5 separate regions of the Homo sapiens genome follow, and all the other regions are linked to region 2. A link is a loop called in an ENCODE intact Hi-C map of the cell type or tissue named here. Cell type or tissue: PC-3. All regions are shown on one strand. Region 1 overlaps PLCB4 (phospholipase C beta 4). Region 2 overlaps PLCB4 (phospholipase C beta 4). Region 3 has its middle 29 kb from the start of LAMP5. Region 4 overlaps PAK5 (p21 (RAC1) activated kinase 5). Region 5 overlaps PAK5 (p21 (RAC1) activated kinase 5).

Evidence for each region. Hi-C counts contacts between places; a loop is a spot of excess contacts. Peaks named below come from ENCODE experiments on the same cell type or tissue, not always from the same donor. Only the 100,000 strongest peaks of a DNase experiment are listed, where the experiment ranks them.
Region 1: it touches region 2 in a loop (2.4-fold over the local background); 6 of 110 quality-filtered maps call a loop at or near these places.
Region 3: a loop joins it to region 2, with 5 times the contacts of the local background. A loop is called at or near these places in 3 of 110 quality-filtered maps.
Region 4: a loop joins it to region 2, with 19 times the contacts of the local background. A loop is called at or near these places in 103 of 110 quality-filtered maps.
Region 5: it touches region 2 in a loop (4-fold over the local background); 34 of 110 quality-filtered maps call a loop at or near these places.

The regions. Positions count from the first base shown.
Region 1 is chr20:9,472,496-9,477,495 of GRCh38, reverse strand. PLCB4 (phospholipase C beta 4) reads right to left here. Exons shown (of 40, transcript NM_001377142.1): 37 at 4,649-4,706; 38 at 4,131-4,217; 39 at 743-779. Among named protein-coding and RNA genes, the nearest start is that of LAMP5, 40 kb to the left of the region's middle. In PC-3, no CTCF peak of the experiment used is centred here; a DNase peak (open chromatin) is centred at 2,485.
Region 2 is chr20:9,405,686-9,410,685 of GRCh38, reverse strand. PLCB4 (phospholipase C beta 4) reads right to left here. Exons shown (of 40, transcript NM_001377142.1): 22 at 2,628-2,769; 23 at 1,969-2,053; 24 at 1,505-1,629. Among named protein-coding and RNA genes, the nearest start is that of LAMP5, 110 kb to the left of the region's middle. In PC-3, CTCF peaks have their summits at 2,227 and 2,427 (motif pointing left); DNase peaks (open chromatin) are centred at 525, 1,095, 1,945 and 2,415; H3K4me3 peaks cover 643 bases; H3K27ac peaks cover 2,205 bases.
Region 3 is chr20:9,483,340-9,488,339 of GRCh38, reverse strand. No RefSeq gene overlaps it. Among named protein-coding and RNA genes, the nearest start is that of LAMP5, 29 kb to the left of the region's middle. In PC-3, no CTCF peak of the experiment used is centred here; a DNase peak (open chromatin) is centred at 2,199; H3K27ac peaks cover 569 bases.
Region 4 is chr20:9,606,984-9,611,983 of GRCh38, reverse strand. All of the region lies in intron 3 of PAK5 (p21 (RAC1) activated kinase 5), which reads left to right. LOC105372523 (a long non-coding RNA gene) reads right to left here. Exons shown (of 3, transcript XR_937250.3): 3 at 4,810-4,887. Among named protein-coding and RNA genes, the nearest start is that of LAMP5-AS1, 94 kb to the right of the region's middle. In PC-3, CTCF peaks have their summits at 1,914 (motif pointing right) and 2,917 (motif pointing right); a DNase peak (open chromatin) is centred at 1,903.
Region 5 is chr20:9,587,283-9,592,282 of GRCh38, reverse strand. The region is part of intron 3 of PAK5 (p21 (RAC1) activated kinase 5); the gene reads left to right. All of the region lies in intron 2 of LOC105372523 (a long non-coding RNA gene), which reads right to left. Among named protein-coding and RNA genes, the nearest start is that of LAMP5-AS1, 75 kb to the right of the region's middle. In PC-3, no CTCF peak of the experiment used is centred here; a DNase peak (open chromatin) is centred at 1,882; H3K27ac peaks cover 1,358 bases.

The sequences.
Region 1 (5,000 bases), 67 kb before region 2:
TGTGCTTGTCCCCCTTTAGCTTCTGAAGAAAGTATTGACCACGGTGTAGAAGGAAGAATCATAGGACATTACAAGACTATTCCAACAGCTAAGTTCTTATATGAGTTGGGTGACCATTCATTCTCATTTGTCTGAGGCAATTCCAGTTTATGCCTGTAGTCCTAGATATTATAAACAGAGCTGCCTTTCACTCTCAAAACTATCCTGGTATGGACAATAAATTATATGACCACCTTACTTATGAGGAGTGATTAGGGTCTTTGGCAGATGGGACTTAGCAGAGAGCATGACAAGAGTCATCGTGTAAGGTTTCTACATGCACAGCACAGCTCCATCATTAAAAACCACCAACCAACTTTCAGCGAGCGCTTTAAAAATTAATTGGAGTCATATTAACATTTGTGAGTGACCTGACTCTGTGACCCTGTCTTAGCTCTGGTCAGTCCAAATGACAGCTGCACATCACTGTTCTGGTTATGTCTTTATTACCATGATCTGTTTCCTAAATCTGCAATAGAAAATACAGGTTCAAATACCCTCAGAAGTAATTCTCTAAAGACTTAGGGCATTTTGGCATGAATATGACATCAGAAATCCAAGCATGGAATAGTCAAGCTTTTAAATCCAAACCCTTCAGATATTAGTTATGACCAGATGTGACTCATAAATGGAGACTGCACAGAGAATACGGACGTAGTCGAGAAGGAAAGCAACGTCTTGCTTATCAGAGTTTCGGTCCTACCTTGCGTTTGGGACACTGCATGACAGGATTTCAAAAGCTGTTTGTACAAAAATAGTAATGTCAAAATTGAGTCATACATACAAAACGAAGAAAATAAATGAATATTGAAGTGAATTTGAAAAATGAATGCAAAACCATATACAGAAAAGCAAAAAGCTAAGGATAAAACATGTACACACCCCTCAGTGACAAACTTTCCCCTAGTTGATCTCAACAGAAAAAAAAGAAACGAAACAAACAACCAACGCCTGTCATTCCCAGACTGTGCCTCTCTTCTGTGGCAGTAAGTGGAGAACCTGGCCTTTAAGCAAAACCTTTTACCTCTCTTTATTAAATGATAGGATTGATGATAAAAATCAATTTTTGAGACTCGAGTGTGTGACAGTAATGGAGTCGTTAATGTTTGAAATGGTACATGTCAAGACAGATGAGATATACTGTGTAGCTGGGAAGTCTATGAAAAAACTCAAGTAGGAAAAACATCCCCAACCTTCAGAGTGTTAAGTGAATAGTTGGCTGACCAAGTAGGCAAGGACATAAAGTGGCTTACAAATAACCTAGAAGGTGAGGATCCAGAATCAGGACCAAAACATACTGACGCCTGGTTTGTTTCTGCCAGTGCCCCCAACACTGGTTTAGCTAATGGACTGAATCCATTCCAGGCCTTGCTTTGGAAGGGGAGATTTGGGACACCGATTAGGAGTAGGGTCACAGGAGAACAGAAAGAAACCTTTGAGGGAAATACTATGGGAGAATGTTTACATTTATCTCTGGCTTAGAAAAAATGTCTTGGGATTTAACAATTATTTAGAAGATTGTTGTAGAAGTTTGCATTGTCTGGAGACAAAGAACTGTTCTTGCTGATGAAATGTTTACCTGGTTATGAAGGCAGTTATACTATATAGTTCCAGACCTTGCCTTTTTATGAGGAAAGAAATGAAGTCACTGTATCTTTTGCACTGTGCCCATGACAGTGTTGTACCATACAGAGTAACTGTGAATTGAGAGCTTTCTCACCCTTAAATGCCAAAAAATGTATACTAGAAAGATCTGGGATTGAATTTGCAATTGAACAGGCCATATTTCTAAAGCAAAGCTTAACACAGAAACTCAAGTCCAAATTCTTTGCTTGCCAGAAGCATCAGTATGATATCTTGAATGTCTTTTCCTTGAATCTCATTAAATCTTTATCAGGTCTCAAGCCTTTTCATGTTCTATGCTTTCCCAAGCTTTTGTGACTCAAAGTGTCAGTTGTGGGTGGTAGACCTTAAAAGACATATTTGAATTTCTGCAACAAAAAGCCAGCACCCTCCCAATACAATCTAATCAATACAGCTATCACTAATCTAGCAGTTTAATGCAAGAACTCTGGTGTGGCTTGAATTAGCCATGTGTTAGGATAAAAGCTCAAACTGATTTTTAAAAATTATGTACTTCGGCTCCAAAGCTAGCGACACAAGATGACTGTTTTCTCTAGCTCTGGCATACACCACTATTGTAGTGATGAGTAATTCTGAGCACATTTACATTCTTTAGTCAAACTTGTTGCTAAGCAACACAATTAATTTCCAAGTAGTTTCTTAATTTAGTTAACTAACACATAACTGTGCCTTACCTTTCACTGTGCCCTTCCTCTAGGGAGAATTTTTAAAAACCTTCTCCAAGGCATCCTTATCCCTACCCATTGTTGAATCACTGAAGTGGCTTCTAAAGCTTTGGAGATGGTGACTTTATCCTTACTCATATTCCCATATTTCCCCCAGGAGCACTTTCTGAGAAGTGCTTTAAGAGCAAAAACATAAGCTAGGTAACTTGTACCAGAATGTGATGTGTTTATGAGTTGGTCAAATGAATTGTACCTGTGGGACAATAACCATGTATTGTCCCCTTGGAGTGGACTTGCTTATGAATAGAAGCACTTAGCTGAAAAGGAAATGGGAAACATAACTAGGAAGTATGTTGATGAATAAAATTTCTGTCCACCAAAAAGTAAAGAATCTGAAACTAGAAGTCAGATTTATCTGTTACCCAATTGCCATACAAAAAAGATTTTATTTTATTTTATTTTATTTTATTTTTACTTTCTCAAAGGTACTTTTTAGTATAATTCCTACTTAAGTATTCTTCAAGGGGAGTCATTTACTCTGGAAAAAAGTATTCCTTAAATAGGATTGTTTTATAGATGGGAGAAAACAGGAAGGAATAATGTGGCACAAGTACATATTTCATCAAAACCTCTCCGTTTCTAAATTGAATTACCTAGGAATAATAACTTCTATACCAACTACACCTAAAGAATAACATTTGAACTGAGAGAGTCTGAAATGTAAATGATAACTGAGGGTCTTGTTGCCATAGGAACTAGAGGGATTTCCATTAATTAAAGGTTACTGTAGAAGGCTGATGGGCTGTAGCCCATTTGGAAAGGTGCCCACCTGTACTATGCACCAGATAAAAATACATTTACCTTGGTGCTGGTATATGCCCATTGGCCTAACTAAACAGTTGGTGTTTGGGTAACTCCTTTTTTTTTTTTTTTGAGATGGAGTCACTCTGTCGCTCAGGCTGGAGTGCAGTGGTGCGATCTCGGCTCACTGCAACCTCCGCCTCTTGGGTTCAAGTGATTTTCCTGCTTCAGCCAACTGAGTAGCTGGGACTACAGGTGCATGCCACCAGGCCCGGCTAATTTTTGTATTTTTAGTAGAGACGGGGCTTCACCATGTTGGCCAGGATGGTCTCGATCTCCTGACCTCCTGATCCACCCTCCTCGGCCTCTCAAAGTGCTGGGATTACAGGCATGAGCCCACTGCGCCCGGCCTGGATAACTCTTTATTTGTGTATATTTCTTTATTTAGTGTCTTGTCTTGCAGGGAAAAAGACCAAGACTATGGTATCCACTCATGCTCAGTGATTTGTAGAGTGATGGGGGCTCATGACTTTAGATACCACCTGTAAGTCCCAGGGAGGTTTTTAAACTTCGTTTTCAGATTGAGTTTGAAAATAGGTGGTTTCTCTCATTTGCTTTTAAACATCATATCCCTTGCCTATAGTTTGCAAATTATAAAACTCTAAATGAAAATGGAGAAATACTTCGTAATCTCTTTTTTTCATCCTCTCACTTTTAGTAATTTCATTCTTAGAATTCACATAATCCCCATAATTTATCCAAATATTCTTTTTTTGGCACAGCCAGATTCTGCTCCTGCTCCAAAAACTGGTACTTTCTTTTCTTTTTGGATATAATGGAGAAAATATAGTAATGGGCAACAAATTCTTCTATCTACCTTTCAATTACAATATGCAAGCCACTGGTCACTGTGGGCCATGGCATGTGTATCCCAAAGCTGGCTAGCTGCCTGCATGTTTTTACGTATTTTAGGTAAAATACCTGCTCATTCTGTTTCTCTAGGAATTCTAGATGTTCAAGCTGGACTTTTTTCAACTGATCCATTTCTTTGGACTGCTTCATGGCAAGCTGCAAAAAAAAAAAAAAAAAAAATTCTGATTGAACTTTGGGTTACAATCTTAAAACAGGGATGAGAGATGACTTGTAACTTTATAATTTAAGTGAAAGAGATAATAATTTTTTAAAAAATCATCTCAAAATTTGGAGAGTTTAAACTCATAATTATTTCTGGGAAGATCTTTCCTGCTAAAATCTTAGAAAATAATAGAGGACTTACGCATGACTAAACCTGGCTTCATTTTCTGTATAAAATGGTGCCAAATCATTACCTTAAAGATTTTAGTGAGACATTATTTTAGCTTTCAGGGAGCAGAGAAGCTGGAATGTTTAATGTACAGAAAAATCAAATTAAACAAATTAGCTAGAGATCTGGTGGCTAAGCATGTTATTGTTTATAGTTTTTTAAAGGAAGAATGCCAAAAATATAATAAAATACTTACTCTCTTTCTTTCTTCCAGAAACTTTTTAGTGTTGCTGCTGTTTAACTCCCTGACTCGCCTAAAAGCAATGGGCACAAATAACGGTTGGTATGACATTGAATGAAATTAATATTATATCAAATAATAAAGAGCTATATTCCATCAAATTCTCTGGATGGAATTATTGCTTTATTTTTCTAATTGTTATTGCAGTATTTTCAAACATATAATGTCCAGAGAAGAATATTTAAAAATCTGTGTATGTGTCCCTCAGATTAACTGATATTTTTAATGTTTTGCCATGTTTATCTCACATTTTTAAAGGCAATAAACAGTTCCAGATGTAATTAAAGCCCCATGTGTATTCTTCCTG
Region 2 (5,000 bases):
CCTGGAGATACCCGGGAGGGTGAATATGAAACTTGATTTAAAAGACTGGAAAATGAACTAGGTAAGTATCGCATAAAACTTGGTGGCATGCTTCCAGGATGGGAGGCAGGGGGAATTACTCTAGTGGGGTCTACACTGGCAGCACATGGCTTTTGACTTCTGTCTTGCAAGTGAATAACATTTTTTCTTTCTTCCCATCCGCAAAAGAAATGGGTAAACTGATGGATATTTTTTCCTCTTCAAAATGTTGTGTTTAAACCTAATATTATAGAATAAAACATAAGCTGGGTTAGCCATTTAATCCATATTATGGACTCACTGACAACTGAGAACACAAGTTGGGCTTTTTTAAGTAAGTGAAGTCATCAGAGCCTTGTTACTGGGCCCCAGCTAGAAACACTCAGGATTGTATTGGTAGCTATCACGTCACAGTCTAACCTAGCAAGCACTGTGGGGACCCCATGCAGAATGGTGACTCCAGTAGGAGGAGCTTCTGGTCACTGGGGAGGCTCCTTCAAGGCATGAGAAGCACAGTCAGCTCACACTCATGCCAAAGGAATGAAAGTCAAAGGATCTTCCACTCAATCCACATAGCAGGGAACGAAGTGACAGGGATTCTTAAAATACAAAATAGATTTTAAAAAATCCTCAAATTGGGAAGCATGGGCAGTTCTCTTAATAGCAAAGAGTTGAAGGAAAAAAGAGCTTTCTGGTTTTGTTTTATTTTACCAGTTGTAAGAACCATGCTGTAGAATTGACCATCTACAGTGAAGAGGGTTTGTGGCATATTTCTATCTATTCTATTTCTATTTTGCTACCTCTAGTCTTGATACTGTGATCCTAGGCTCTTAAGCAAACCTCAAAAATTTTAAAAATGTGTTTATCAATTATAAAAATTTACTCTTTTCCTTCCAGAAAAAAAAAGTCATTATATATTGGAAACCTGACTTTGAGTACACTTTGGAGGACCAAGTTATAGATTAGTACCTCTTCAAATATGTAACTCCTTATATACCATTTTAGTGGCATTTACTTCAAAATATTCTGTATTTGTTTAGTGAAGTGCCCCTGCATCAGTCATATTTGCTGAATGTTCACAGTGGTCAGGGTGTTTGCCAAAGGAGAAATGAGTCGCTGTTACTGTACAAAGATACTCAAATTCTTTTCACTTAATTCTGCCTCTGGAAACAAAGATAACAACTTTGATCCAAAAGGAAGAAAAATGAGAAATATTTTGGAATATGGGATAATGGTTAGCAGGAATAGTCATGGCATTTATGAAAGGAATTAAATTCCAATCACAACACATTATCTTCTACCATTGTTTGCTCTATTTTGGTTTTTTTTTTTTTATTTCTCACCATTATATAAATCCAATAACACATTGCTTTGCCATATGTCTGCTTCCTTTAAAAAATGCCCACAGCCAACTGATGGGAAGTGCTGGCACCATCCTGTCAAAGTGTTCTCATGGAATTTGGGGTCACTGGACATCAGCTCCTACCTGGGGTTTGATAGTTCAGTGAAACCATCTGGCAGCCAGCGTTCCAGAAAATCTGAGGCATGTAATTACTGGAATCGACTCGGCCTCCCTTGGGGTAAATGCGACTCATTTGCCGTTTGTTATAACTGTAACTTATTAAGGAAAACAGAAAAAAAGAGTCCTACAGCAGAGAAAAATAAACAACAAAGAGCTAAAACAACAAAGGTCTAGGCCAACAATGACAAACAAGTAGACAGCACAGAGCAGATTTCACATTTACAAATGATGCTTAAGATCACAGTTCACTGTGTGGATTATAAAAACAATTTTCATTTGGGCAGATTGTCACAGCTGCCATGGTCTTTCCCACATATCATTTTATGAACTCCACCACCAGAATGAGATATTAGCCATTTATCTATTTCAGAGGCTCTTGCCAAACCAACGTGAGTCAACCACTCATTCCACTTGATACATAAGGATACTTGACAAATTCAATTGCATGTGTCTTCAAGTAGCCAAGACCGACTGATTCATTAAAAGAAGACATGTTATAATGAATATTGCGTTCTGTAAAAGAAAAGCAAAGATGGATTCAGGAACTCTGCCATCAAACCCTCACCGAAAAACAGCAATAAATAAATGCAATTACACCCTGAATCATGAGGCCTTGGAGGCTAATGCTACATTATCATGTCAGTAGCTCCTACTTTCATTGACATCCTGTGGATGGAGACATCTGTCTTTTCAGCCACCACCGAAATATGAATTTTTGATGATAATGATGATTACGATGGCTTCTCTAGCCCAGAAATGAAGTTTTTAAATACTTCTTATGTTTTTTTGAAAACCAGCTTTTGATTAAAAGGAGTCTTGTGAATGCACTTGGGAACAGAAGAAGCTACATGCCCAGCACTAACAAATCCATAGTCTCTCATCGCCACCTTGTGGTTGAAGTCGTGAATGACAATGTAATGTCACCACATACCAAGGTGGCTTCTATGGTCTGTGAAACAAAAATAAGGTGAGGTGGAACAGCCCCCATGCCCACAAAGAAAAATGGCAACAAATTAGATAAAAGCTCATCAGCACCATAAAAGAAAATCAAGCAAAAAAGGCGACTGCATTTAACCTTTGGTGTTACCTTCTGCCACATGGAAACCTTGAAACTTTACAGGCTGGGCGTAGTTGATCATTGTGGACAAATATGGATGGATATTAGTGGTAGCACCTACATATTTATAAGATGCCATCCACGCCTGCTCATCTTCTACAGTGACCAGGCCCTACAAGCACAAGGAAGAAAACATATAAGTTGATGACTTCAGTAGGACCCACGGATACGTGCTGCAGATTTCCTTAATAAAGATAATTGCACACACACAAATTGAAAGGTAAAGGCTTTTTCTTCCTCAATTATGCTAAAGGATACTTTAAGAAGTTAGTGTCTGTTGTAGCTCTGAATAATGCAAAAGGAGGTAATCATAAAATATTAAGCTTATCTTACATTTGTAGGACATTTTTAGATTTTTAAGGGACTTTATTCAAGAAATTACTGGCCGGGAACGGTGGCTCATGCCTTTAATCCAGCACTTTGGGAGGCCAGGAGTTCAAGACAAACTTGGCGAACATGGCAAAACCCCATCTCTACTAAAAATGCCAAAAATTAGCTGGGTGTGGTGGCGTGAGCCTGTAATTCCAGCTACTTGGGAGGCTGAGGCAGGAGAATCGCTTGAACCCAGGAGGCAGAGGTTGAGGTGAGCTGAGATTGTGCCACTGCACTCCAGACCAGGCAACAGAGCAAGACTCCATCTCAAAAAAAAAAAAAAAGAAATTACTATATTGGACCTCACAGCAATGCTATGAAATAGATATAGCATCATATTTTTACAAATTGAGGCACAACATCAAAAATAGTGACTCTCGAACATTAGCGTGCATCAGAATCACCTGGAAGACTTTTTAAACTAGAACAGATTCCTGGGCCCCACACTCAGAGTTTCTGTTGAAGTGAGTCTGCAGTGAGGCCAGTCATTGCTGTAACTAGTTCCCAGGTGCTAATGATGCTGCCTCTTTGGGGACTATGTTTCACTGTAGCACTCTAGAATGTAAGCAACATACATACGTGGTTTATAGTATTTAAAAAGCACTTAATCTTAAAAGTAACCTAATAACTTGCTGCATAGGACATATTGAAACTGCATTACTTTGCATACAGAAAAAAGAAAACAAATTAGTTTATTTATTGATAGAAAAAACAACAATAAAACCAACAACAAAAATACCTTCAAAAGTGATCAATATTTTTGCTGAGAACTTTGCAAAGCTAAATTTCCTGCATAAAGTGAATCTAGTTGGATAAATTCCTTAGTTGGATGATGTAATCCATGAGTTAAAAAATGGTCAGATGCTGGGCGCAGTGGCTCACGCCTGTAATCCCAGCACTTTGGGAGGCTGAGGCGGGTGGATCATGAGGTCAGGAGATCGAGACCATCCTGGTGAACACTGTGAAACCCCATCTCTATTAAAAATACAAAAAAATTAACTGGGCATGGTGGCAGGCACCTGTAGTCCCAGCTACTGGGAGGCTGAGGCAGGAGAATGGCGAATGAAGTGAACCCGGGGGGCAGAGCTTTCAGTGAGCGGAGATCACGCCACTGCACTCCAGCCTGGGCAACAGAGTGAGACTCCATCTCAAAAAAAAAAAAAAATGGTCAATTTGTTTGTCTTAACTGATCACTTAACAATCTGAGCATTCTAAATTATCAAACTGATTTCACCAATAAAAGCCTGAAACAATAATCAAGTAATGTAATTTGGTTTTGTTTTTGTTTTTATCATTTTCTTAATGTGTCCTCCTGCTCCCCCACCAAACAACGGCCATGTCCGTTCCTTCCATGTGTGTTTAATAATAATAAATACCACCAGTGCTATGAGCTGAGCACCAGGATGAGTTCTTGCACACACAGTCTCATTACTGTCTGTGATGTGTAGTGAGGATTAGAGTCCTACCCACTGACCACATGAGAAGATTGATGCCTTGAGAATTAAAATAACTTAGCTAATAAATGACAATGACCAAATGTCAATCTGTATACTGTTGACCCAAATTATGAATTATGAAATTCTAGAACAAGAGAGTAATGTACTCACAAATATTTTGGGACAGGCCTGCGACCATATTTATTCATAATTCTTTCAAGTTTAATATTTAGAGGGTGAGAAGATACGATCTCAACTTCAAATAGGATAGGACCCCACAGGCAGCAAGGCAGTATTTTCCGAACCTCTGAAGTATGAGAATGAAGTTATTAGGCAAACTTCTGCCTGTGGCTGTCAGCCTCACTGTTGTAGGATAAACCATAAATACTTACTAAATAAAACCACTGTGATCACTTGAAGAACTTTGAAGAGGATGAAAGAAAGTGAAAATGTAACTTTACCTTTCCTACAATAAGGCCAATAGCTAATAACATCAAATAATACTCTTAGAAGTTATGCAGTGTAAAATTAATCA
Region 3 (5,000 bases), 78 kb before region 2:
TCTCGGGTGTGTCATTTCCTGTCCCTTGTGAGAGGCTCTCTCTTAAGTTACTCTTGTATTGTTTCAAATCATTTTCTGTTGCAGACTTGGAGAGTTGGCATGGAAAATGCTAGAAGGGAAGAATAAAGAGAGTCTATTCCACATCCAACTCTGCCTCCCTCACTCAGCACAGGCTTTTGAGAGGAGTAGAATAGTTTCCTTGTGGAGCAGCAAAGCCTGCTGAATTAATTTTATGCTCAAAACTCTTCTGAGTAATTATGCCTCTTCGATGGTTTCCACTAGGCAACAGGCTTCAGAAGTAAACTTTGTTATTTTGGCATCATCCCTATTGGTCTTCTGAATGTGTATATGTATTTTTGTATACTAAATTATATTTCATTCCCCCCATTCTCTTTATACCATGAACATATATCTATTGCTATATTTTTAAAACATGGGTTTAATTGAGAATTATACATGCAATGGAAGACACAAATCTTAGGTGTATTCCCTGATTCCCTGATCAATGTTTACCTGTATAAACACCCATGTAACCTCCACGCAGCGTAAGTTATAGACCAGCAGTTCTCAAAATCTTTGGCCTCAGGGATTCCTTAACACTCTTAATATTTTTAAAAAACTCAGAGTTTGTTTATGTGAATTATATCTGTAAGCATTACTATGTTAAAAATTTGAAACAGGAATTTCAAAATATTTCTCAATTCAATAAAAATAACAAAACTGTCACTTGTTAATATATAACCAATATTGTACTATTACAATAACTTTTTTGTGAAACATAACTGTATTTTCTAAAAGTTGGTGGGAGGAGTGGCATTGTTTTACATTGTTGCAAATGTCTTTAACGTATGGCTTTACAGAAGTCATCTGAGTTCTAATGTCTTTTTCTTCATTCGGTCTGTTGTGATATGTCATTTTCACTGCAGTATATGAAGAAATCTGGCCTCCCACAGAGACGGATTTGGAAACAAGAGGACTACACAGACCCTCTGACAGTCTCTTGGGGGACACAATGGCTTGCCAAGGGATCCTTGATACACACTTCGAGAACCACTTGCATAGACCATCACCATCATCCTGGAAGGTTTTTTCAGAGAGGACCACTACTCTGACTTCCTTCAAGATTAGCATTGCCTTTCCTTGATCTTCATGTATGTGGAATCATAAGGTAAGTACTTTCATGTGTTCTACCCTGTGAATATACTACATTTCATCAATGCATCCTCCTATTGGTACACATCTGATTTGTTTCTAGCTTTTTATTATTATGAATAAAGAACATGCTTTTTGATGAACACATACACAATACACTCATTTCTTTTTTTCTTTTTTCTTCTTCTTTTTTAAGATGGGGTCTCGTTACGTATTGCACGCTGGGGTGTGGTAGCTATTCTTGGGTGCGATCATAGAACACTACTTTGTACTCTGGGATTAAAGAGGAGGCATAGCCTTGAATTATATTGTCAGCCTCCCAAGTAGCTTGGACTGCAGGTGTGTATCACCATGTCTGGCTTACACTCATTACTCTTAGAGTGTAATTGCTGGGACATAAGATTGGCAGACGTTTAGCTTAATAGACTTCCAAGCCTTAGAAAATATTTTTACTTTGCTGAATTTTATTTCAGCATATATTATTTAGCATAATATACTTTTAAATTATTCGAAATATATTTAAATACATTCCTCTTATTAATACCTAATATATGCTCCTATATTTTTCTTTTAAGAATTTTGCTTTAAAATCAGTCTAACTACTCAATACCATATATTTCCATTGCTAGACTATTGCATTTAAAAAATCTGTGTCCCATATTTTATGCAATTGGACAAAGTAATGTGGTAAAGTAATTCCCCGTTTATCTGCAATTTTAGGACCCATAACTCAAACAGACCAGTCCGAAAGCAGCTACTTAATATTAGCATCCAAGACTGTGGCAGGAGGTCATTTGAGTGACCAGGGAGCCCAAAGGAAAAAGAGAGAAGGTTTAGAAGCAAACCAAAAAAATGAAAAGACAGGGAGGGGGAGGGAGAAAGTCAAAGAAGAAAGAAGAAGAAGGAGTAGGAGGAGGAGGAAGAAGAAGGAGGGGGAGGAGGATGAGGAGGAGGAGGTGTTTGTCAAATGACAAAGTTAGTTGAAATCATCAGCAGTCCAGCTTAGAGGAAGTGAACAGCAGACACTCAGAAGGTTACAAATAAAAAGAAACCTGAGACATCAAACATGAGGCTTAGCAGCTGGAATCACTCCCTGAGAAAACCATGTTCCGTGCCTGTAGGTGATTCCAGTGGCTTTTGAAAGCTGCAGTCTCTGGGACTTTGAAATGAGACTGTTTTATCATCTTCCTGTTCCCAGAGCTTGGCTGTATCAGTTAGTTATGGCCACATAACAAAAAATATCAAAACTCAGTGGCTCAAATCAACATCCATTTCCTATTTCTCATATGGTTATAGGTTGGCTGGGTGTTCCCACGGCTCTGGGAAAGGCATGGCTGATCTCAGCTGCAGGCTCACACATCTATTGTCAGCTGGTAAAATGAACGAGATAACTCCACTCTCTGCAAGTCGCGCATACCCGCCAGCAGGCCAGCCTTCTCATGTGCTCTCACGGCAGTGTCAGAGACTTAAAGTGAAGAAACAAAAATGTGCCTCCACTCGTGTCCAGTTTGCTGCTACAGCTTGAGTGTTCCTTATCCAAAATGCTTGGGACCAGAAGTGTTTCAGATTTCGGTTGTTTTTAGATTTTGGAATATCTGCATATACATAATAAGATATCTTGGGGATGGGATCCAAGTCCAAACACAAAATATATTTATGTGTCATTACACTGTATACACATAGCCTCAGGGTAATTTTATACACTGTTCTAAATAATTTTGTGCATAAAAAATTGGGGCCATTAATGCCACCCATCTACCTTATGAATATCGCCTAAAGCTAAAACTGTTGATAAGTTTTCAAAATAGAGTGCATTACTGGTAAAAAAACAAGTTGAAGGGCTGGATACGGTGGCTCATGCCTGTAATCCCAGTACTTTGGGAGGCCGAGGCAGGCAGATTGCCTGAGGTCAGGAGTTTGAGACCAGCCTGGTCAACATGGTGAAACCCCATCTCCACTAAAAATACAAAAATTAGCCAGGCATGGTGGTGCGTGCCTGTAATCCTAGCTACTCAGGAGGTTGAGGCAGGAGGATCACTTGAACCCAGGAGACGGAGGTTGCAGTGAGCCGACACAGTGCCACTGCACTCCAGCCTGGGCGACAGAGTCACTCTGTCTCAAAAAAAAAAAAAAGAAAAGAGAAAAAGTTGGAAGTGTGTAACAGTGAAACACTAAAAGAACATAACTGACCCCATTTTTGTTTAAGGGGCCTTTTCCTGTTCCTGCACATAGGCTAGGCTAATTTGGGCACACAGATAAAATACAAAAATAGCCATTTTGTATTTGTACTCTGGGATTAAAGAGAGAGTATGTAAGCAACTATGTTTTGTTAAAGATTTATAGGAACATTGTGACTTGGCTAAAGACAAAGACAAAGAAGTTTCCAACCTCCTCAGACCCTTGTTGGCACTCAAATGTCTGCAGTTGTCAGTCACCTCTTGATCCCAACTCCTCCTCTTCCCACCACCCTTAACATAAAGAGTCTGAAATGAGTACTGACCAAAGATGGTACTTTAGGACGCTAGTCCACCATCTTCTCAGTTTTCTGGCTCTTTGAACTAAAGTCACCTTCCTTGTTCCAACTCCTTGTCTCTCTACTTACTGGCTGTTGTGTGGTGAGCAGAATGAGTTGGAACTGGGTTACAAGGGTAGAGAGGTTAAGAGTGGTTTTCCAATAAATATTTAATCCATGAACAAATAAAGTTAGTTCAATGCTGAAGAAATGTCTAATATAACCATTTATATGGCTACTTGATGTAGTAGAAGTGAATTCATAATACAGGGGTACAGTCTGTAGGGTTCAATATGCTGTGCTGTAACAAATACCACACCCTAACAAAATACCAAGATTTGTCTAAGGAAAAACAAAAGATAGAAGTGTTAAAAGCTGCATGTGAATTTTGAGAAAATCCATGAATTGCTTGAAAAGGGTAAACAATTTTGATGGATCAGTATAACATTTCCTCATTCACATTATATGATATCAAAGTTCCGAAATGACAGATGGTCAAATCCTTTTTCTGTCTGTTTTGTTTTTGGTACATTCTGATTCATCTAAAGCTATTGAGTCCTGATGCAAGTGATTAGGTATACAATATTAAATTGGCCTTCCTTGGAAATTTTTCCTAATTTTATTGTGCTGGACACTCAAAAATTTCCAGGATGAAGTACTTCAGAAATTGCCCCTTACCCTGAACTTCCAAGAAGGTAATGCTAGGAGAGGAAAGGAGTGGAAAAGGCACAGCATCATTTATCACGATAAGTACAGTGTAGACACCAATTTTTTAATGTAAAAGCAATGATGCTGCTATTTTAACCATCTCCCTACTCCCCCCACCCGCCTAATATTTTTTCATTATTCTAACCTATGGAGCAGAACGTTTTCCACAAAATATTATTAAAGAAGATGGCTCATAAATATTCATCCCAGAGGTATCACCAGATTTATTATGATATTAAAGATGCAATTAAAATATGTGCTTGAGATTCCGTTCAACGTCAAGCATCAAAGAAGAGTTGTAGAAATGTGTGGCCTTCTGTTAGATTTGCACAAGTGATGAAGAAGGAGAAGCTAGAGTTTTGAACGAGGCGTCCCTAAGATAACCTCAGCAATAAAATAATAGGGGTATTCCTTCTTCACTCTCCATAATCTCTTAATGTTGATGGATCCACACTGTTAGATCCGTGATGGCCACTGTGATCATTGCACTGTTTTAAAAGTATGCTAACAATAAGTATTGAGAAAAATTATTTTTCTTGGAACTGAAAAGACACTTTGCAAAAAAGCTTCTTTTAGGTTTTCATTAAGTTTTCAAAGGCATTTCCTGCCCAAGAGTCTATACAGATGG
Region 4 (5,000 bases), 200 kb before region 2:
AGAGACATCACAGTGGTAGTTCCTGCACAAAGAATTTATGGAGGAAGTGTTCCCAAGAAAAACTAGTAATTGCATGAAGGAAATAGGCAGGAAAGGGACAAAAGTGAGTAATGGACAGTCTCAAGTAAATTCCCACCTCTGTCTGATTCCCAGGGAGCTCTGGAGCACAAGTAACTCCTTAGACTTTCTTCTCTCTTGAGGCAGAGTTGGGCTCTCACACTCCCATATAGGGAGGGAAAAACTTTTTCCACTGTCTTCTGGGTTCTTCAGCTGAGGCCCTGCAAATTAGAGTTATGAAAGATAGGTGAAGAACAACAATAAAAACAAACAGACAGGCTGAAGTTTATTAGCACGTGCAGCTTGCATATACACGGGAGAACTCCGTGGTGAGTAACTCAAAGGGGTGACTAGACCTTGGGGCTTATATGGCATCTTAACAAAGATGGATAATTTTGTAGAGAAGTGACAAGAAAAGAGCTTTTGATGATTGGGGTGGCAAATTGTGGGAAGGTAAACACATGGGGAAACATATAAAAGATAGGGTTAGTGAGTAAGGTGTGTTTGTGTAGACTCTCTCAGTACCATCTCTTCTCTGATAATAAGGCCGTTATCCCCTTCCTGGAATGGCAGTTTGGGTGGGGGCAGGGACACCTTCACAACAGGACTTTATGTTCTGTTTTTGGGCAGATAGGAGGAGAGTAGAGAGTTCATTCTGAATCCACTTTTTCTCAATTGCCTCCACTTAAAATAATTCCTATTCCAGAGTGGCATATTACTCCCCGGCATTACCACTTCTCTGCCTATGCAGGCAAAGGGATTCCAATAGGCCAAGAACAGTCCATTGGAGATGAATATCTTGGTCCTTTCCTGCTGCTGTAACAAAATACAGGGAATGGAAAATTTACCAACAATAAAAATTTATTTCTCGCAGTTCTGGAGGCTGGAAGTCTAGGATCAAGGTGCTAGCAGGTTTTGCGTCTGGTGAGGGCACAGTCTGCTTCCGAGATGTCCATTTGAATGAGCACTGAAGGACAAAAAGGCCAAAAGGGGCAAAGGCCATGTCCTCTCGTGGCAGAAGAGATGGAGGGGAAATGGGCCCACCTAGCTCCCTTAACCTTTTATAAGGGCACTAATCTCATTCATGACATAGCCACCTCCTGACAGCCCCACCTCACACTGGGATTTCACTCCCAACCTGTGAAATGTGGAGGGACACATACATTCAAATGACAGCAATAAATTACGGGCACAGACCATTAGAAACAAAGCACACAGATGCCGAGGGAGGGACACGCCAGAACAGTTAAAGAAATCCAAGCGCATCTATGTAGCCTGTCAACAGAGTCTGCTACAAAGACCAAAAAGGAAATGCCTTAGGATCTTTTGCACATGCCGACATCTTATATTTGCCTATTTGTTAATTCAAGCATCAGGTACATCCCTTGTTTGCTATTTGGCTAAATATATTAATATATATGATCTTAAGTAATAATGCTGCAAGCACACTGCACCATGCAGAATCGGTCTACAGTCATGGGATGGAACCACATCAAAACCCCATGCCCAGCAGTTTTGTTTTAGAATTCCAGAGAAACACAACAGAGATAGCTGCCAGTACAGGCTTACTGTGCAAGGCCACATTCAAGCTCTACCTAGGGGCAGCATGCAAGGGAAGTGTTTAGTAATGATTATCTGGAGGATGCAAGCTAATTCTTCCATTTCTTTGATGCCTTCCATAGTGGCTATACCAATTCTGAAGACATTCAATATAAAAATAACTGTGAAGTTTATTAGCCAATTATATACATTCGGCTTTGCGTATGGCGGTGTGATTTCAGCTCTCACCAAGATACTTTCAGGAAGATGACTTTAAGACCTTGCGGTTGCTTTTATCTATCTTCACACCAGGGGGCAGGCTTGAGTCGTTTTTAATTCCTTTGTGTGTTGTTCTTAGAAAACAAAGGCTGTGTCTTATTTAAAACAAAACAAAACAAAAGCTACTACACTTGGTTACCTCAAAGGAAAAGTACCATTTGGCACTTACTTCTACCGTCACAGGCTGATTACAGACCTTCCATAGAATGGATTTAGAGTGTTACATATCCATCTGTCCTGTCTGGATTTCTTTCCACTCCATTTGGAACCATTTTTGAGGATCCATTTGAATTTTAAACAGGAAGACATAATGTCTATGCTAAAGTTCCACCGACTAATATACAGGCCAAAGTTTCCAAATTCCTAAAATTGAAAATTTGTCAAAATTTATAGTCATTTTTAATGTTTTGTGTTGCTGGTGTAAAATCTTCCAGGATAGTATGGCCAGTGCCCAAATGCAAAAACACCCTCATGTTCCTGCCTCTGATGGCTTTGACCACTGGTGGCTGAGGGTTGGCAGCAGAACTCCAGGACTGTGCCTTTGGTGGACTCATTTGCTCCATGTGACCCCCACCATAAACGCAGGCCTTGCAGAAGGAAAGGAAGAGTTTGCATCTCGGCCTGCTCTGTCCCCTTGAGTGTCTTTGCCTGGAAATTGTCAGTGTTTTCACACTTATGTTTTGCCCTCGACCTGGATATGTGGGCACCTATGCGAGGTTAAACTGTGATACTTTGATTTTCATCAATCTGGAAAGTGGTGGCACTAGCTCAGTTGCTTAGGGCAGGACAAACGGGGTTGCAACTGCAGGTGATGTCTTCATTTGACTCATTCTCTTGGCTGTGACTCTACCTGAAAGCCAACTCATCAGCTTGCAAATTACAGCCACTGAACTGGGCCTGGGGAGGCAAAGGCAAGTCTGTCTTCATTACTAGAGAGGCTGTGTAAAGTGCTTTCCCCTTCCCACCCAGCATCATGTGGTTGCCAATGCCTTGTTACACAAAGCCCAGGTGTCTGACTGCAAAGAGAAGCGGTTCTCTCATCCTGAGCCCTTCCACCAGGGGGTTGAATTCATATGTTCCCGACAATAAGTACAACTTGGTGAAGAGGCATCACTAATTCACGAAATCTGCAGATACGTTGCTTTATTCTTCATCATGTTGAAGATCCTTCATTTCTAAGGTTTTCCTTTTCTCTTCTTTTATTCTTGTTGCCATCACCAGCTGCATCAGATAGATGAAGGAGCAGCAGCTGGACAGTTTAATTTATTAGGGCTGTCAGGGCCAATCTACTGCTGATAATAGAACACAGTAGAAGTGGATCTGTCTAGTAAAGCACATTTAATCTAAATGATTCAAATAGTGTTTCAGCAGCTTCCTATAAATTAATTCATTTTAGAATCCCCCTATTAACTTGCTTTTAATTTCAGAATATGTGCACATTGCACACACATTTTTCTCTTAAAAATACCCTGTCTGCTCATGCAGAGAAGATATTTGATATTTAAAATATTTTTCCTCTGATTTTGAAAACAAGATTGAAAGTCAAATTAAAAGACATCACTTGAGATCATGGATGTCTGAACACCATGTCTTACCTAGAGACAATGGAGGATTACTTGCCAGTTCAAATCCACACCAGGAAGGAATGCTTCCACCTCAAGTTTTGGACTGACTGGCTGTCCTCCAAGCGCTGGAGTCCTCTTGGCTAAGGCATTCATAGAAACTTCCTAACTTTTCATTATTTCAAATAATCTCAAATTTACAGAAAAGTTACAAGTACCATATAAAGAACTTTATGTCCTGAATCTATTAAGTTGCCAACCTGACATTCTGTCATTCCAAATACCATAGTGTGTTACCTACCTGCTATAGAATGAATACTTGTATCCCTCCAAAATTTGTATGTTGAAATCCTTACCCTCAGTGTGGTGATATTTGGAGGTGGGGCCTTTGGCAGGTGATTGATTAGGTCAATAAGGGCAGAGCCCTTATGAATGGTATTAGAGTCCCTGTCAAAGAGACCCCATACAGCTCCCTTGTGTGAGGTTATAGTGAGAAGATGGCTGTCTGTGAACCAGGAAGTGTGCCCTCACCAGACACTGTTCCTGCTAGCACCTTGATCTTGGAATTCCCAGCCTCCAGAACTGTGAGAAATAGATTTCTATTGTTTAAAAGCCACTCAGTCTGTGACATTCTGTTAAAGCAGTCTAAATCGACTAATAGTACCAAAAAGAAGCATCATTTTCTTTTTCTCCTTTTCTTTTTTCTTTTCTTTTTTTTTAGACAGAGTCTTGTTGCATTGCCCAGGCTGGAGGGCAGTGGCATGAAGATCATATCTCACTGTAGCCTCAACCTCCCACGCTCAAGTAATCCTCCCACCTTAGCCTCCGGAGTAGCTGGGACTGCAGGCACATGCTACCTACCATGCCTGGCTAATTTTTTAAAATATTTTTTGTAGATACAGGGTCTCCCTAGTCTGGTCTTTAATTCCTGGGCCCAAGTGATCCTCCCACCTTGGCCTCCCAAAGTGCTGGGATTACAGGTGTGAGCCGCCATGCCTGCGTTTTCTACACAGCCACATGCCACCATCAACATTAAGACATTAACACTGAGACCTTACTGCCACTTATTTATCAGGTCCCAAGAAGGTTCTCCAGTTGCCCTAATAATGAAGATCCAATTGAAAGTCACATGTTGCATATTTTGTCATATCTCTTTTTAGTCTTATTGATTCCAGAACAGTTCCTCAGCCTTTCTTTATATTGGCCTTGGCACTTCTGAAGAGCACAGGCCAGTTGTTTTACAGAATGTCCCTCCATTTTCCTTTGGCTGACACTTTCTCATAGTCAGGTTCAGGTGATGCACCTTTGGCAGGACTATCAGAGAAGCCATAGTGGGCTGCACCATTGTTCCAGATTCAGTGTGTTTCATGGCTGGCGGCGCTCACTCTGATCACTCAGTCGAACATGGTGTCTGCCAGGCTTTTCAACTCCAACGTTACTCTTTTCCCCTCTGTAATTAGAAGGTATGGGAGGAGGAAGTTAGTAGAGAATATGAAATATAGACTTTCATTTTTAAAACATAAATCAGCAAAAGATCTTTTATATCAAATTTTAGTTAATTTT
Region 5 (5,000 bases), 180 kb before region 2:
GTTCTGCTTCTAGTGTACCTATCACTGAAATATTGAACATTGTACCCAACAGGTAATTTTTCAACCCTCATTCCTTATCCACCATCTCCCATCCCTGCTTTTAGAGTTCTTAGAGTCTATTCTCTCCATCTTTATGTCCGTGATGACCTTAATATTTAATGGGGTTAGAAGTTTCAAACTTTTGAGACATATGGAAGACTTGGATTGCAACTTTTCTCTTCTATTTTTTGCATAAGGCATACTCTTTTCTTGGCATCTAAGAACAGTCAATTTCTGAAATATGAATTACAGTGCATAGTTACAATACCAACTTTATAGTTTAAAATGTTATTTGACTGCCTACTGGTTTTATTTCCAGATTAACAAGTTTCTTAACATTTATTATGCCTCCAAGAGATAATTTCCACATTTGTAAAGATTGTTTGAAATGTCAGGTAAAACAACAACAACAACAGAAATTTAAATTTAGGACATGCAAAGGTAAATTTTTCTTGGCTAAATTTAAAATAAATATGCCTTGTACTATAAGAGAATGCAATACATTGTGGCCCTTAGCATTGCATATTAGCAATATTTAGAGCATAATTTAATCAGTTGGTTGATTTGGGGAGGTAGTTGCAATTGATATGTAGACTACATGTTTTATTAGTTATTACATTTTTAAATGTCAGAATCTTGAGTAAATGCAATGTAACATTTCCTTTGTTATAGAGAAAGAATTTTCAAGTTGCTTTAAAGGCTAATTATTTCAAAGACCAGTCAACTTATTTTTCCCCAATTTCCATAAATTCTGAGTTTTGAACATCCTTTCTTTAAAAAGCTTTGTTTCTGGAAATATTTTATATTCTGCCCCCCACAGAATATGCTTACATTTCTTTCATTGTATCTCAAAGGGTTTGGAGCTTGTCTTTCTGGGTTTTGACTATCCTTTCTACTCCTGAGAGTTGAAGTTGAGGGTGCTGACAGGGTGTTGTGGTTTTCATATTCTATAGAGAGGCAGCATTTGTAACAGGTAGGTGTGAGCCTTGCTTTCAAACCTCCCACCTGCTAGCTGAGTGACACTGGGAAAATTCCTTGGCCTCTCTGAGCCTCACTTTCTTCCTTCTTATAAAGGGGTAATAATGCCATACCTTGGAGTCATATTATGATTATTATATATTGGAAAAATACTTCTAATCATCTTGGCACACAGCAAGTGTTTAATCCATGGTAGTGACTAGAAACTCTTATTAAACCAATTTACGGACTGATGGCAGTCATTTTATTCGTCAGTTCACAAATTCTTTAAAGTTCAGATCATATGGAGGACAGGGCATGAGGGAGGAAATGATGGATTCTTGTTTATGCCCACAACACCTACTGTTGCCTAAGGTGACCTTACCACCCAGCAAGAACTTGGCCAGTCTGCTTCTCGAATTGCTGTTCCAGAAAAGCTCATTTGCGAACAGTGTTGGGTTGTTTATTTGGGTTGCTTATTCTAGTCAATTGACTTGGCCAACAAACTGCATTTCTTCAGGAGTGGGGAGAACTGTGTTTCATGTCCTCCTCTGTGACAGAACTGCAGACAGTAAACGAAGTGATGCCTGTGGTGCCATATGACTCCCTCCCTCTAAGAAACCACATTCAGCTTTTGGGGAGGCTTATTTCTTTTTTTTTTTTTTTTGGCACAGCCCATGAATCAAATACTAGCAGAGTTTTCCCTCCAAAGATGAGACCTGTGTATCTAGATCAGGGTTCAGCAAACTTTTTCTGTGAAGGGCCTGAGAGTAAGTATTTTACACCTTGCAGGCCATATAGTCTCTCTTGCAACTCAACCCTACCATTGTGGTGCACAAATCCAGCCATACTCTCACCATATGTAAATATTTACAAAAACAGGCAGAGGGCCAGATTTGGCCCATGAGTCACATGGCTTCCTGACTTCTGCTCTAGATCAGTTCTGCTCAATACAAGTAAAATGCAAGCCACGTATTTAATTTTACATTTCCTAGTAGCACATTAAAAACAATTCTTGGCCAGTCCTGGTGGCTCATACCTGTAATCCCAGCACTTCAGGAGGCTGTTGCATGAGATCACTTGAGGCCAGGAGTTTGAGACCACCCTGGGCAACATAATGAGACCTCCTCTCTACATTTTTTTTTTAATTAGCCAGGCATTTTGGCACATGCCTGTATTCCTAGCTACCCAGAATAACTTGAGCCCAGGAGTTTGAAGCTATAGTGAGCTATGATTGCACCACTATACTCCAGCCTGGAAGACAGAGCAAGACCTTGTCTTCAAAAAAAAAAATTTGTAATATATTAAAGCATCTTGATTTTTAAAGATGAAATGTTTTTAAGTCTTAGAATAGAAAGAGACAGATGCCTTACCTTTATGAGTAACCTAAGTTTGCTGAGACCAGCCTAGCCAACATGGTGAAACCCCATCTCCACTAAAAATACAAAACTAACTGGTCATGGTGGTGCATATCTGTAATCCCAGCTACTTGGGAGGCTGAGGCATGAGAATCGCTTGAACCCGGGAGGCAGAGGTTGCAGTGAACAGAGATCACACCATTGCACTCCAGCCTGGGCAACAAAGGTGAAACTCCATCTCAAAACAAACAAACAAAAAAACAGAAATTGGCTTTTTGGATTCCATGTGATTAAGATTATTACATAATTTGTTAAAGAGGGATTTTCTGGTTAGAATCCCTTACCACTACCTCCACTCTGAAATATGTTGCCTGAATTATCTTGTTTTCCAGGGATATGCAATGCTCAAATGTTCACCCAATTAGCCCCAACCACTGTTGTTACCAAATAAAAGGTATATGTAGAGAACTGAAAGAAAATAGATAAAATATCTATTGGTAATAGCGAGTGAAAATATTTATTGAAAATATCTAATGATATTACAAAATCCAAACAAGAGTTACCGTTTCTTCCTATAAGGATCTAAGTAGATCAAATCTGTTTGTTGTGACTATGTTACCTGATGTTTCCAGCTACCTGCCTTAATAAAAACAAGGAAGACAGTTCTTTACCAACAGGGTAAGAATTTAGATAGACAGTTTAAAAGTACATAAGTTCTGAGAGAATCTTTGTTTATACTTCAGTTGTGGAAATATTTAGCTTATTAACCTCCTGAGCTATATTTACCTGAAAGACAAAATGAAACACGTTTGAGGCACACAGAAGATACTGCTTTTGAAAAAGAGATGTGAGGTCCTATTAGGGCAAAGCTGTTAATTACACACTTCATTATTGTCAAGGTTAATACAGTCTGTGAGGGCAGAGGCACTTTTTCATCTCTTTTCGGGGAACAAGGGGAGACAGCTGTTTTCACAGACAGATCCATTATAGCTTATCACCAGCCAACAGCCCATGGAAGGAGCACTATGAAATATGGCCACTGTCACTGGGAGCCTGAATAGATGCTGAGCTGGTCCAGGGTACAATGGAAAGACAATGAGCACCATGGCTTCAAACTCAAATAGATTGGGTTGCATTGATTTTTAATGCCTGGAGGTTCCATGGCATAAAATCCACCAATCCTCTTGCAGTTATTGTATTATTGATCTCTATAAAAGTGCACAATTTTGCTTTAATGAACACCAGAGACGGACAATAATAATTAGTGGTTCTTCTGTTTGGAAGCCTGGTTAAACCGTGTTGGAAAACTCTGCATGTTTGGATTTTCATTATTACTGCTTTGCCACTTATGATTCTATAAAGTGAAACCTGTATCAGCAAAACAAATACTGCCTTGGTTCTGATTTAACAGGTCTTCTTTTCTTATACTTTTTTGGGTGGGGCACTAATTTGTTTTTAACAAACATTTACATTTTGCAACCCCCTGCTTATTAACACTGAGCTAATAGTTTTCATTGAAACGGAAGAGTGTGTGCTTTATTTAAAGTGTGATACATTTATACCATCAACAAACATTTTCAAATGCTAACCATGGAAATGAAATCCAAGAAAAGACTGTCTTAGGACATGCCTTAGTTTCTTTGCCCTTTTGTTTGGTTGGTTGGTTGGCTTTTAGATTTTTCTTTCATTTTTTTACTATTGGGTGATTAAAATTTCTTCTTTCTAAATGTTTGTAACCACATCATATCTTTTGTAGTGTTCGGATTTTGTTCATCAATAACTCTAAGGCTTCTAGCCTTATAGTAAGAGCATGGTGCTAAAGAAGCAGGTGTACCAAAATGGTGAAATAAATGGAAGTCATCGTTTTGGTTAAGCTGGAGAAATGTTTCATCTTCAAAGGGAATGAGAAAATGAACATGTAATTCCCAATGTGTATATATAGTGTAAACGTACTTAGCGCTATGTATGTATATATAGAATACAATACATATAGTACATTTAACACTATATTATAGATAGTTAATAAAATGCATATTTAATACAACTTATATATATGTATGTATATACATATAATGCTGACTCTTCTTATACAGAAAAGCATACCTCAGTCTAACTTTTTTGTTATAAAGGTAACCCTGATTGTAGAAGATCTAGAAAATGCATTAACCCCATTGTATACACAGTGTAACCCTCCGACCATCATCCTCATCACCTGAGAGCTTTTTGGAACTCTAGCATCCCAGGCCCCACCCAGACCTACTGAATCACAGTCTCCCTTTAACAAGATACTTGGGTGATTTGTGTGCACTTTAAAGTTTGAGAAGCACTGGACTGAAATATAAATCACCCCTAGTCTTCCCACCCTGAGATGACAGCCACTATCAAAATTTTACTGTATTTCTATCAACTTTTCTTTTCTATACCTATCTTTCCATTTAAATCTTGAAAGTCTAACTTGGTTAATTTTTCTGACTCATACATTACGTTTTTAAGAAGAATAACTATAGAATGCTGATTGTTAATTTGAAAGTATTCCGCTTTTTAGATCTCAGAAGGAATATTTATGTAACAATTGTAATTAATTTGAGATACATCTGTTTAAATTCAAGAAATATGTATTTTGTATCTAAAGTTACTAATAGTACT